Regions from separate parts of the Homo sapiens genome. Here region 2 is linked to region 1. The links are chromatin loops, found by intact Hi-C in ENCODE. Cell type or tissue: GM12878. All regions are shown on one strand. Each heading gives the region's core, and the rest is flanking DNA. Links, peaks and the distances in the headings are about the cores only.

Region 1 (5,391 bases), core at 330-5,329:
TTAAGATGAGGTTAAAAGTTATAAACATTTATGTACGTTATTAGTTCTACATCAACAAAAGAGCACAGTTTCTCTACTGCAAATTAATAGATTATAAAATCAATAGGTTTTTCATGAAAGTAATTAAGAAAAATGGGGGTAGAAACAAATTCAGTCTTTTAAGAATGTTTTGCCTTTAAAACAACTTTCTCTAAAATCACCTAAAATGAAATATAAGTTAACTCTGATTCTATGAGTTCAGTGGAGTTAAATTTAACTTGAAAACATCTTTCATTTCTATAGCTACTTTATTATATTTATACAAGACTGCAAAAAGTTAATTAGGTGATTTAAGTGAATCAACTGTCACATATATTATGAGCTCTGCATGTGTGTATTATGAAGCAATACTGACTATGAGTTCAGCCTTTTACCAACTTATTTAGCCAAGGTTGCTAGAAGTTACTTAATGAGCATGAACACACAAACTTTCAATAAACCTACAAGAAGAAAAGTGGCCCATGACCTAAAAGAACCCCTCTGTTATGCCAGGGGGATGACAAAGTATGTTAAGTCACCAGCCCCTCTGTGTTATGGTGGTTCATGTTGCCAAGGCACGTGTGGCAAATTTGCAGAGTTGGGGCAGTGAATAAGAGAAGGTCAGTTTCTAAAAATTCATCTCACAGAGTATATGAAGTAAAAAGCCTAGGAGAAGTACTTTTCTCAATTAAAACTTAAGAATATATGAATATTTGTGGCTTCTAGAGTTTGACCTCTCAGTACCTAAGCTATTCCTGATTTATACTTGGCAATCTGTATTTATTCTTCAGTTCATAGAATATTAGGGTCAGAAAGAAAGGTTTAAAATCACCCATTGAATATCTGGAAGGCTTAAAGAGTAGCAGTTCAAGAATCAGGCAGAGCTGGCTTGAATTCTGGTTTCACACTTTACAGGCTGTGTGGTATTGAATAAAGTGCTTCAAATATTGAATCCCCAGTTTTCCTATCTGTTAAATGAGGATAATAAATAACACTTCCTGAGGAGAGAAACAGAAGATTAAATAAAATAAAGCAAAAAGTAATATGCTGTAATTCCCTCAGAAGCATTGTGTTTCACAGTTGTCAGAATTCTGAGTTCTAAGCAACAGAAACTGACTTTGGTTACATTAATCAGAAAAGGAATGTATTGGCAAGATATCAATAACTTAGAGAATTAATCAACAGTTGAGAATTAGACTCTGGCAGAAAAATAAGGAAAGCAGGTTATGAGCCTGAAGTCTGCTTAGGACATAGGAATTGATACTGCTGCTACTGGATTCTTGCTGCCACACCAGTAGTCTCTCAAACCTTCCACATTGGCTGGGAAAAATCTCTAACCCTCATTATTCAAAGCTACAGGCAAGAGAATCTTACTAGATAAACTTGAGACATGTATCTGTATGCTATTGTCCAGAGGATAAATAAGAACCCTTGTGCTACATATTGAAAGAGAGGGTCTGTCTCTCACCTTATGATTCCTCCACATAGGAATAGAATGGGATATTAAGCATATCACTAGGCTTTAAAGCAAATCTCAATAAATTTCAAAGACTTAGTGTCAAACATAATACATTCTCTGACCACAATTTCAATTCTGTTAAATTAGAGCTCAGTAAATAAAGGATAAATTTTAACCTCCCTAATATTTCTATAAAGTGTAAAAAATAAATTTGAATGTAACTGAGTCAAAAAGAAACTATAGGGGAAGACACAGAGCAGGTTGGCCTAATAGAACTCTCCAACAATAGTCCCCCTACAGGAACACTAAATCGAACAACTATCCACACAAGAAAGCACTTTTATGAGAACCAAAAATCAAGTGAGTGATCACAGTACCAGGTTCTAACATCATATCAAAGAAAGAGGCATTGAAGAGGTTAGGAAAGATAGTCTTGAATTGCTGATGCTGCGGAGAGGATCTGTGTTCTTGTGGGGGAGAGAGTGCAGTGATGTGGGACTTTGCATTGGAACTCAGTGCAGCCCAGCCACAGTAGAAAACAAGATAAGGCAGAACTCAGCCAGTGCCCATGGAGGGAGTCCTTATATCCGTCCCAGCAAGAGAGGAATTGCCCTTCCCAGTGGTTGGAACTAGAGTTCTGGCTAGCCCCACTACCATGGGCCAAAGCACTCTGGGATACTACATAAACCTCAAAGGCAGTCTAGGCGACAAGGACTGCAATTCCTGGGCAAGTCTTGGTGCGTGCTGGGCTAGAAGGCAGTAGACTTGGGTTGACCTAATGAGACACCAGCCAGGTGGACAAGGGAGTGCTTGCATCACCCCTCCCCCAACCCAGGCAGTGCAGCTCAGTAACCTGGGGGAGACTCCTTCCTTCCGCTGGCAGTAACTAGGCAGTGGTCACCATGGGTCTTGAGCAAGACCCAGTGCTGTGCTATCTTTGGGTGTGACTCAGCACAGTCTCAGTGTGGTAGTCACAGTGGAGCTTGCATCACCCCTCCACAAGAGGAGTACAAGCAAGTGCAGACTGCAAATATTACAATAAATATCTAACTATTCAATGCCCAGACACTCACAAACATCCAAAAGCATCAGGACCATTCAGGAAATCATGACCTCACTAAACAAACTGAAAAAGTCACCACTGATCAATCCAAGAGTGACAGAAAATTCAAAATAGAAATTTTGAGGAAGCTCAATGAAATTTAAGATAACACAGAGAAGGAATTCAGAATCCTATCAGATAAATTTAACGAAGATACTGAAATAATTTTTGAAACATGTAGAAATTCTGAGCTGAAAAATTGAATTGACATACAGAAGAATGCATCAGAGTCTCCCAACAGCAGAACTGATCAAGCAGAAGAAAGAATCAGGCTATTTGAAAATACACAGTCAAAAGAAACAAAAGAATAGAAAAGAATGAAGCTTGCCTATAAGTTCTAGAAAATATCTCAAAAGGGCAAATTAAGATTTACTGGCCTTAAAGAGGAGGTACAGAGATCAAGGTATAAATTTTATTCAAAGAGATAATAACAGATAACTTTTCAAACCTAGAGAAATATATCAAAATTCAAGTATAGATGGGTTGTAGAACATCAAGTAGATTTCATCCAAATAAAACTACCTCAAGACATTTAATAATCAAACTTCCAAAGGTCAAGGATAAAGAAAGGATTCTAAAAGCAGCAAGAGAAAAGACACAAATAACATACCTTACAATCTAGGAGAGAGTGGCATTACATATTTAAAGTGCTGAAGGAAAAAAGACTTTTATCCTAGAAGAGTACACCCAGTGAAAATACCCATTAAACATGAAGAAGAAATAGGCTTTCCCAGACAAACAAAAGCTGAGGGATTTCATCAACACCAGAACTGCCCTACAAGAAATGCTAAAGGGAGCTGTTCAATCTAAAATGAAAGGACACTAATGAGCAATAGGAAGTCATCTGAAGGTACAAAACTCACTGGTAATAGTAAGTACACAAACAAACACACAATATTATAACACTGTAATTGTGGTACGTGAACTATTGATATCTTGAATACGAAGACTAAAAGATAAACCTATCAAAAATAATAACTACAACTTTTAAGACATAGTATAATAAAACGTAGATGGAAGCAACAAAAAGTTAGAAAGCAGGGGGATTAAGTTAAAGTGTAGAGCTTTTATTAGTTTTCTCTTTCGTTGTTGTGAGTTTGGATTGTTTTGTATCCAGTGCTAAGTTGTGATCAGTTTAAAATAATGAGTTCTAAGATGTTATTTCCAAACCTCATGGTCACCTCAAATCATAAAACCTACAACAGATACACAAAAAACTGAAAATCAGTAAATTAAAACAACCCACCAAAAAAAATTAACTTCCCAAAAAGGAATACAGGGAAGAAGGAAGGAAGAAAGAGAAGAGCACACATAAAACACCCAGAAAACAAATAACAAAATGGCAGTAGTAAGTCCTTACTTACTAATAATAACATTGAATGTAAATGGACTAAACTCTCCAATCACAAGACATAGAGAGCCTGAACAATAACAATAATAAAAAAACAAGCTCTAACAATCTGGTAACTATAAGAAACACGCTTCACTTATAAAGACTAACTTAGACTTAAAATATAGGAACTGAAAAATATTGCATGAAAATGGAAACAAAAAAAGCAGAAGTAGCTATATTTACATCAGACAAAATAGATTTCAAAACAAAAACTATAAACAGAGACAAAGAAGGTCATTATATAATGATAAAGAAGTCAACTTAGCAAGAGGGTGTAACACTTGTAAATATATATACATTCAACACTGGAACACTCAAACATATTAAGTAAATATTATTAGAGCTAAAGAGAGAGATAGACCCTAATACAATATTAGCTGGAGACTTCAACACCCCACTTTCAGCATTGGACAGAACCACTACACAGAAAACCACCACCAACAACAACATTGGACTTAATCTACATTATATACCAAATGGACCTAATATATATTTACACAATCTTTCATTTAAGAGCTGCAGAATACACGTTCTTCTCCTCAAGGCATGGCTCATTCTTAAGGATAGATCACATGTTAGAACAAAAAACAAGTCTTAAAAAATTAAAAAATTGAAAAAATATCAAGTGTCTCATCTTTCCAGTTTTATTCTCAATGGAATAAAACTAGAAATAAATAATTAGAAAAATATCAGAAACTATACAAACACATGGAAAATAAACAATATGCTCTAGAGTGACCAGTGGGTCAATGAAGAAATTAAGAATAAAATTTAAAAATTCCTTGAAACAAACAAAAATGGAAACACAATATATCAAAACCTATGGAATGCAGCAAAAGCAATACTAAGAAGAAAGCTTATAGCAATAAGCACTCCACATCAAAAAAGCAGATAATCCTCAAATTAACAACCTAATGATGCATCTTAAAGAACTAGAAAACAAAGAGCAAACCAAAGCCAATATTAGTAGGAGAAAAGAAATAATAAAGATCAAAGCAGAAATAAATGAAATTGAAACAAAACAAACAATACAAAATATCAATTAAACAAAAAGGTGGCTTATTTTAAAAAAATAAAATTGATAAACATTTAGCCAAAGACATAAAGATAGAAGACCCAAATAAATAAAATGAGAGATAAAAAGGAGGTATTACAACTGATACTGCAGTTCAGAGAATCATTAGAGACTACTATGAGCAACTACATGCCAGTAAATTGGAAAACCTAGAAGAAATAGATTGAATCCTAGACACATACAACCTACCAAGACCGAATCATGAAGATTTCCAAAATCTAAATAGACCAATAACAAGTAATGAGTTCAACACCATATTAAAAAGTATCCCAGTAAAGAAAAATCAGAGACCCAAAGCCTTCAACTGCTAAATTTCACCCAAAATTTAAAGAACTAATATTAAT
Region 2 (5,391 bases), core at 297-5,296, 100 kb after region 1:
TTATTCGTTTTTTAATACACCATTTTACTTTATTTTTTTTCTGATTGCCATAGGGATTATGATATACATAGCAAAGCTTTTTTACCTACTTAGAGTTCTTTGTTGTTTTTTTTTTCCTTGTAACTATATAGGTCCCTTTATCCCCATCTTGTGTATGTTATAGTTTTCATATGTATTTTGTCTGCATACATTGAAAACTGTATCAAACAAGGTTATAATTTTTGTTTTCAACAGTCAACCATATTTTAAACAGCTTAAGAGGAGAACAATAGTTTATTGTATATACTCAGTTGTGGTCTATTACAGCATATAAGTGTGTTTTGATTAAATTGTGAATTACCATTTTGATTATAAGGTATCCCTTTTCCTCAACTGTATTTAATAGATGTTTTAAATCAGCTAAGGTAGGGGCATAGTCAGTAAAAGTCAGCAATTAGTTTGCTGTGTTGATTTAGATGGAAAATACTGCTTTTTTTTTTCACTGTGGTAATTTGGACTCTTTAAATGAAGTGCCCAATAAAGATTTTTATTTCTATAACATGCTTTAGCTATATTTACAATTAGAGATTTTCTTAGTTTGTGTTTATTATTAGAATTTCCATTTAAAAATAATTTTTAACAAGCCATTTATGATTTATATGATAATATAGTTTCTTTTGGTGTTTTAAAAAATTCTAAAAGTAATAAGATTTGCATAGTGCCTATACTTTTAGATTCACTGTTTTTCCACACAAAGTCCATGTTTGTATTTTTCAGTAAATATGTATTCTAAAATAAACTAGGCACTTTTTATTTAGGCATAGTAAACCATGAATTCCTCTTTACTCCATCACTTAGAATTCCTATCTGAAGCATGATAGTAGGAGAGCCCTCTCCTGATAACAGTATATCTGTACTACAAGTATGCTAGTAAGGAACCCTACTAAAAACAGCTATTTTGAAGAAATAATGTACTTCTTTGGTAAGTATTAGGTATGTTTAAATAGGTACTAGTATGGAAAAGTTTTCTTAGATATGATTTTTTAAAAAAGAAACAAAAATGGACTGTTTTCTACAAATCACAGTGTAGATTTTATAAGAGTTAAAGTCAAAATATATTTGGAGCAAAAATAAAATAATTTTAGACATTGTTATTTCTGGCTGGCACAAATTATTCCCAAGTGGCACAAATGATTACTGAAATTTATTCAGCAAATATTTAGCATCTATTCTATGTCAGGCTTTGTTCTTAGCACTGGGTATGTATCTGTGGAAAGAATGAAGTCCCTGCTCTCAATGAGCTCATGTAGAGACAGAAAATAAAAGGGAAATTAAATGTAATAATTTCAAATAGTGATAAATGGTATTAAGACTGGGGATAGAGAGTATATGTGTGTGTTGCAGGGTAAAAGGGAGGTATACTTTCAGTTGGAGAGTCAAAGAAGCTCCCCTGAGAAGGTGACACTTGAGCTGAGACCTAAATGAACAGTCGGAGCCCACCATGCAGAAATGTTGCAAAGAGCCCTCTAAGTAGTGGGGATATCAGATGCAAAGCCACTCAACTAATAATAAGCTCGTACTATTTGAAGAAAAGGAAGTGACAAATGTGACTGGAACCTAGTGAAGGGTGGGAGAGAGAAGTGGTATGAAATGAGGATAAAGAGGAAGACTGGTGCCAATTTGTTAACTTAAAGGTTATGAATGAACTTTCGATTTTATGACTTTAAGGCAACACAGATCAAAAACAACTTGGTATCAAGCTGAATGTCAACTTTTTTTTTTTTTTAACCTTGGACATTTTATTCTAGCTTAATATTTTACCAATGTGTAATGGGTTGGTTGATTGATTAACTTAGGAACCACACAGATGTTCTTTGCCAAACATATTTATTTATTGTGGTAATGTCTGAGGAGTTTTATACCAGCTAATAAAGTGATTTATTTGAGGAAGAAGGTGAATGAGTATAACATATGTGATAGTTTTTAGCTGTTTAAAAAACAAACTTTTATATTTTATTTAAATGTTATTCTAACATTTTAGGAGATTTATACATTCTTGTTTATGCTTTCTTAGCAAGAAAGTTCTAAATTATTTTTGTCTCGTTAAATTTTCTCAATTACTCCATTTGAACAGAATTTTAATTTTCTTAGCTACCACATTAGTAACATACTTACATTGGGATTCTACTTCTGCTGAGCATCTATCTCTAATTAAGGCATTGTCAAAGAAAAAAGTTAAGTGAATGCCACTTTTTTCCATTAATGGCTGAGTTCCCAGAATGATTCACATTTTAGCCTATGATATCATCCTTATTTAAGTATTTAGACAGACAAATAAACACAGAAATAGCAGAGTAAAATGAAAAGGGAAGTAGAACAATTCAGAAGGGTAATAGGCTCATTTGAATTTTAAAGTGAGTGTTGTATTTTTGATATTTTGATTTAGAACTTCACTGTGATTTTAGTGACAGTTTGACTACAATTTGAGGTTTCATTTTGTCTGACAATGACTATTTGGAAAGCACCTACTCTCATTTTCAGAGTAATGAAAATGAGTAACTCAAAACTAGTTAAGAAGCTAGTTTTGAGAAGGGATTCTGGGAGGAGGAAGGTTTGAATGCTTTCTGCCTTCTCTCCCCTTCTGATTCTAATTTATCTACCTTTCTAGAGCCACACAGCTTCTGGGGTCAGAAGGCATATGGGGTTGTGAGATAATTTATGCTTATTGGAGTCCTAGTATAGAGGTGGTGCAAGATTTTATCTTTTCTGCAGCAGTTGAAAGCCTGGATAAAGAGCAATGAAGGAAAAGCTCAGTCTGCAAAAATCTGCCCTCCTCATAGGTTTATGTCATAAAATGTAATTCTCAGACAATAATGCAATATTAATTAGAATTCCAAAAGGATTTTTTAAGGATAATTATTTGAAAATAGTTTCAAGTTTACTAAATTTTTTGATAAATTTATTGGATAATCAAGAACAATAGATGCCTGAGAATAGCTAGGACAAGTATGAAAACACAGACTAGAGTAATGATAGGAGAGGGGAACTTACCTTACACAACTTCAAAATATGCTCTAAAACCACTATAATATGATTAACGTTATATACTAACTTAATAATTAACTTAATAGATACTAAATAGAAACTAACTTAATAGATAAAGAGATTAGTGGAACAAAATAGAGCCTTTCTCAACTAAAGCTCTTCAGCTGAATCACAAGACATAGAAAATTATTTGAGTGACTGTTCCCCCGCCCACTGCATGTATGATATAGAACGAGCACCATTCTAGATGTATTAGAGGGAAGTCAGTTCATTATATATAGCATATGTCTTACAGAAATCAGGGTTAGAGAGACTAGATAATGCAGAACTATAAAATATATGGCAAAGATAAAATTTCACTGTTTGCTGAGAAGGGTGTCTTCCTCCTTTCCTCCCTTTCTCTCTCCTTCTTTTAATAGCACAAGCACAATTGACTATCATATGGGATAAAATGAATTTGAATCCTTAGGTTACTCCATGTATGAAATTCCCCCAAAATTCAAGGCTTAGGTGTAAAAATGAAAACAAAAGTCTTAAAAGAAAATCTGGGCTACTATATATAAAAAATGTATGGATTGGCAGGAGCTTCTTAAGCAAATCTAGAGACCCAGAAATTTAAATTTTTTTTTAAAAAGACATTATATCAAATGTAGAGTCTTTTGTCCAGTAAAAAAAAAAAAAAAAAAAACCCTTAAGTACATAATAACGTAATATCAATATTCAAAATAGACTTGGAAGAAAATACCTGAAATATATGCAACAAATATTTGTCAATAATAGACAAAGTACTCTTTTAAACAAGAAAAAAATTGAAATGACAATAGGAAAAAATAATAGCAAATGACATCAGTCAGCAATTCCACTTATGTGGAGTTTTAGAACAGGCAAAAGAAATCAATGTTGATAGTCTCACTCAGTAGTTGCTTGGGAAGGTTACGGGAGTTGCTCGTGAAGGGGCATGATGGAATTTTCCAAGGAAAAGGAATGTTCTGTATCATTGTGGAGATGGTGGTTGCATTGTAAAAAGTAATTGAACTATACACCTAAAATGTGTGTAGTTCAATATAGTTTATATATGTAAATTATACCTCAATAAAGTTGGTTTTAAAACTTCAATTGATACTCTTAAATGGTAACATTTTAATGTATGTCAGCACCTACTGCTATTACTGCTGTGGGCAAAAGGATATTTTCCTACCTTTCCTGTAGAAAGGTAAATTTTTACAACTTTTATGGAAGCAACTTTGAGACATCTATTAAGACAAAAATTGTACCTTTTAATCCAACCTGTTTCTTGACTCTTTTCCATAGGAATAAAAGTTCCAGTAGATAAAAACACGTATGCATATGTTTAATGAAGCATATTTCTTAGTGGCTAAAAGCTGGGTACCAAATTAATTCCCATTATTAGGGGAATGGCTGATTAAATTGCAGAATATGCTTATCATAGGATATAATATAGCCATTAAAAGGGTAAGTTAGAACTGTAACTGATGAAAGGATTTCCATGAGATATTGTTGAAGGAAAAAAGCATGATGCACATAATAGAATCAGATAGACTACTTTATTTTTGAAAAGAAATAGTGTGCCAAGAAATAGCCTGTAAATATGCATATTTTAATTTATAAGAATAACATTGAAGGATATATTTCAGATCATTTACACAGTTTACCGAATGTAAAGGACAAGATGTGTGAGGGAGTTGGAGAGAAGAGGAGGAATGTAGAGATGGGTAAAAAATGAATAAGATTGACATGAAAAACATCTAAACAATGTATATATATATAATCTCATATTTAAAAAATTTTATGTATCTGCATAAACTTAGGGAAAACATTTAAGTTTTTATGTACTGACTTTCAGAGGTATTCATCATATCCATTTAAATTTTAGAAAATGTGTTACAAAGTAATGTTTATATGATTCTATTTGAGTAAATAAAAGATCCCCGTATATGAATTTTTGTTAAATTTTAGTCAGTTCAACTTTCTTGTTTCCAGGTTTTTTTTTTAGTTTCTCTGAGAAACTTTCCAAATATAACCTTGACGTTCAAGCCCCTTAAGTGGATGTCCATTTATTTTGGGGTGGTATGATCAATATTGAAAAATGGTGTAATTTTGTTCCCTTCCAGCACCACCCACTGGTCCTAAAGATTGTATGCATCCCAAGGCCAATGACAATTGAATATTTCTAGCTCCTTGAATATGCTGAGGTTCTACTTGGGTTTTTCACTAGAGAAGAAGTACAAAAGCATGTTCAGGTCTCACCTGTTGTCTTTTAGCCGTCTATTTTTGTTTTTCAATTTAGCTGCACATTTCATGCTTTTACTTTACTAACTTTGGTGGGTGACAGTATACAGCTAAATT

The links. A loop is a pair of places that touch in the nucleus more often than their neighbours do. Peaks named below come from ENCODE experiments on the same cell type or tissue, not always from the same donor. Only the 100,000 strongest peaks of a DNase experiment are listed, where the experiment ranks them.
Region 2: it touches region 1 in a loop (4-fold over the local background); 9 of 110 quality-filtered maps call a loop at or near these places.

The regions. Positions count from the first base shown.
Region 1 is chr1:219,086,734-219,092,124 of GRCh38, forward strand. All of the region lies in intron 3 of LYPLAL1-DT (LYPLAL1 divergent transcript), which reads right to left. Among named protein-coding and RNA genes, the nearest start is that of LYPLAL1-DT, 84 kb to the right of the region's middle. RefSeq lists an enhancer at 2,489-2,538. In GM12878, for the core only: no CTCF peak of the experiment used is centred there; DNase peaks (open chromatin) are centred at 2,408 and 4,117; H3K27ac peaks cover 1,325 bases.
Region 2 is chr1:219,186,931-219,192,321 of GRCh38, forward strand. The region is part of intron 2 of LYPLAL1 (lysophospholipase like 1); the gene reads left to right. Among named protein-coding and RNA genes, the nearest start is that of LYPLAL1, 16 kb to the left of the region's middle. In GM12878, for the core only: a CTCF peak has its summit at 5,166 (motif pointing left); DNase peaks (open chromatin) are centred at 1,581 and 2,471; H3K4me3 peaks cover 1,279 bases; H3K27ac peaks cover 2,754 bases.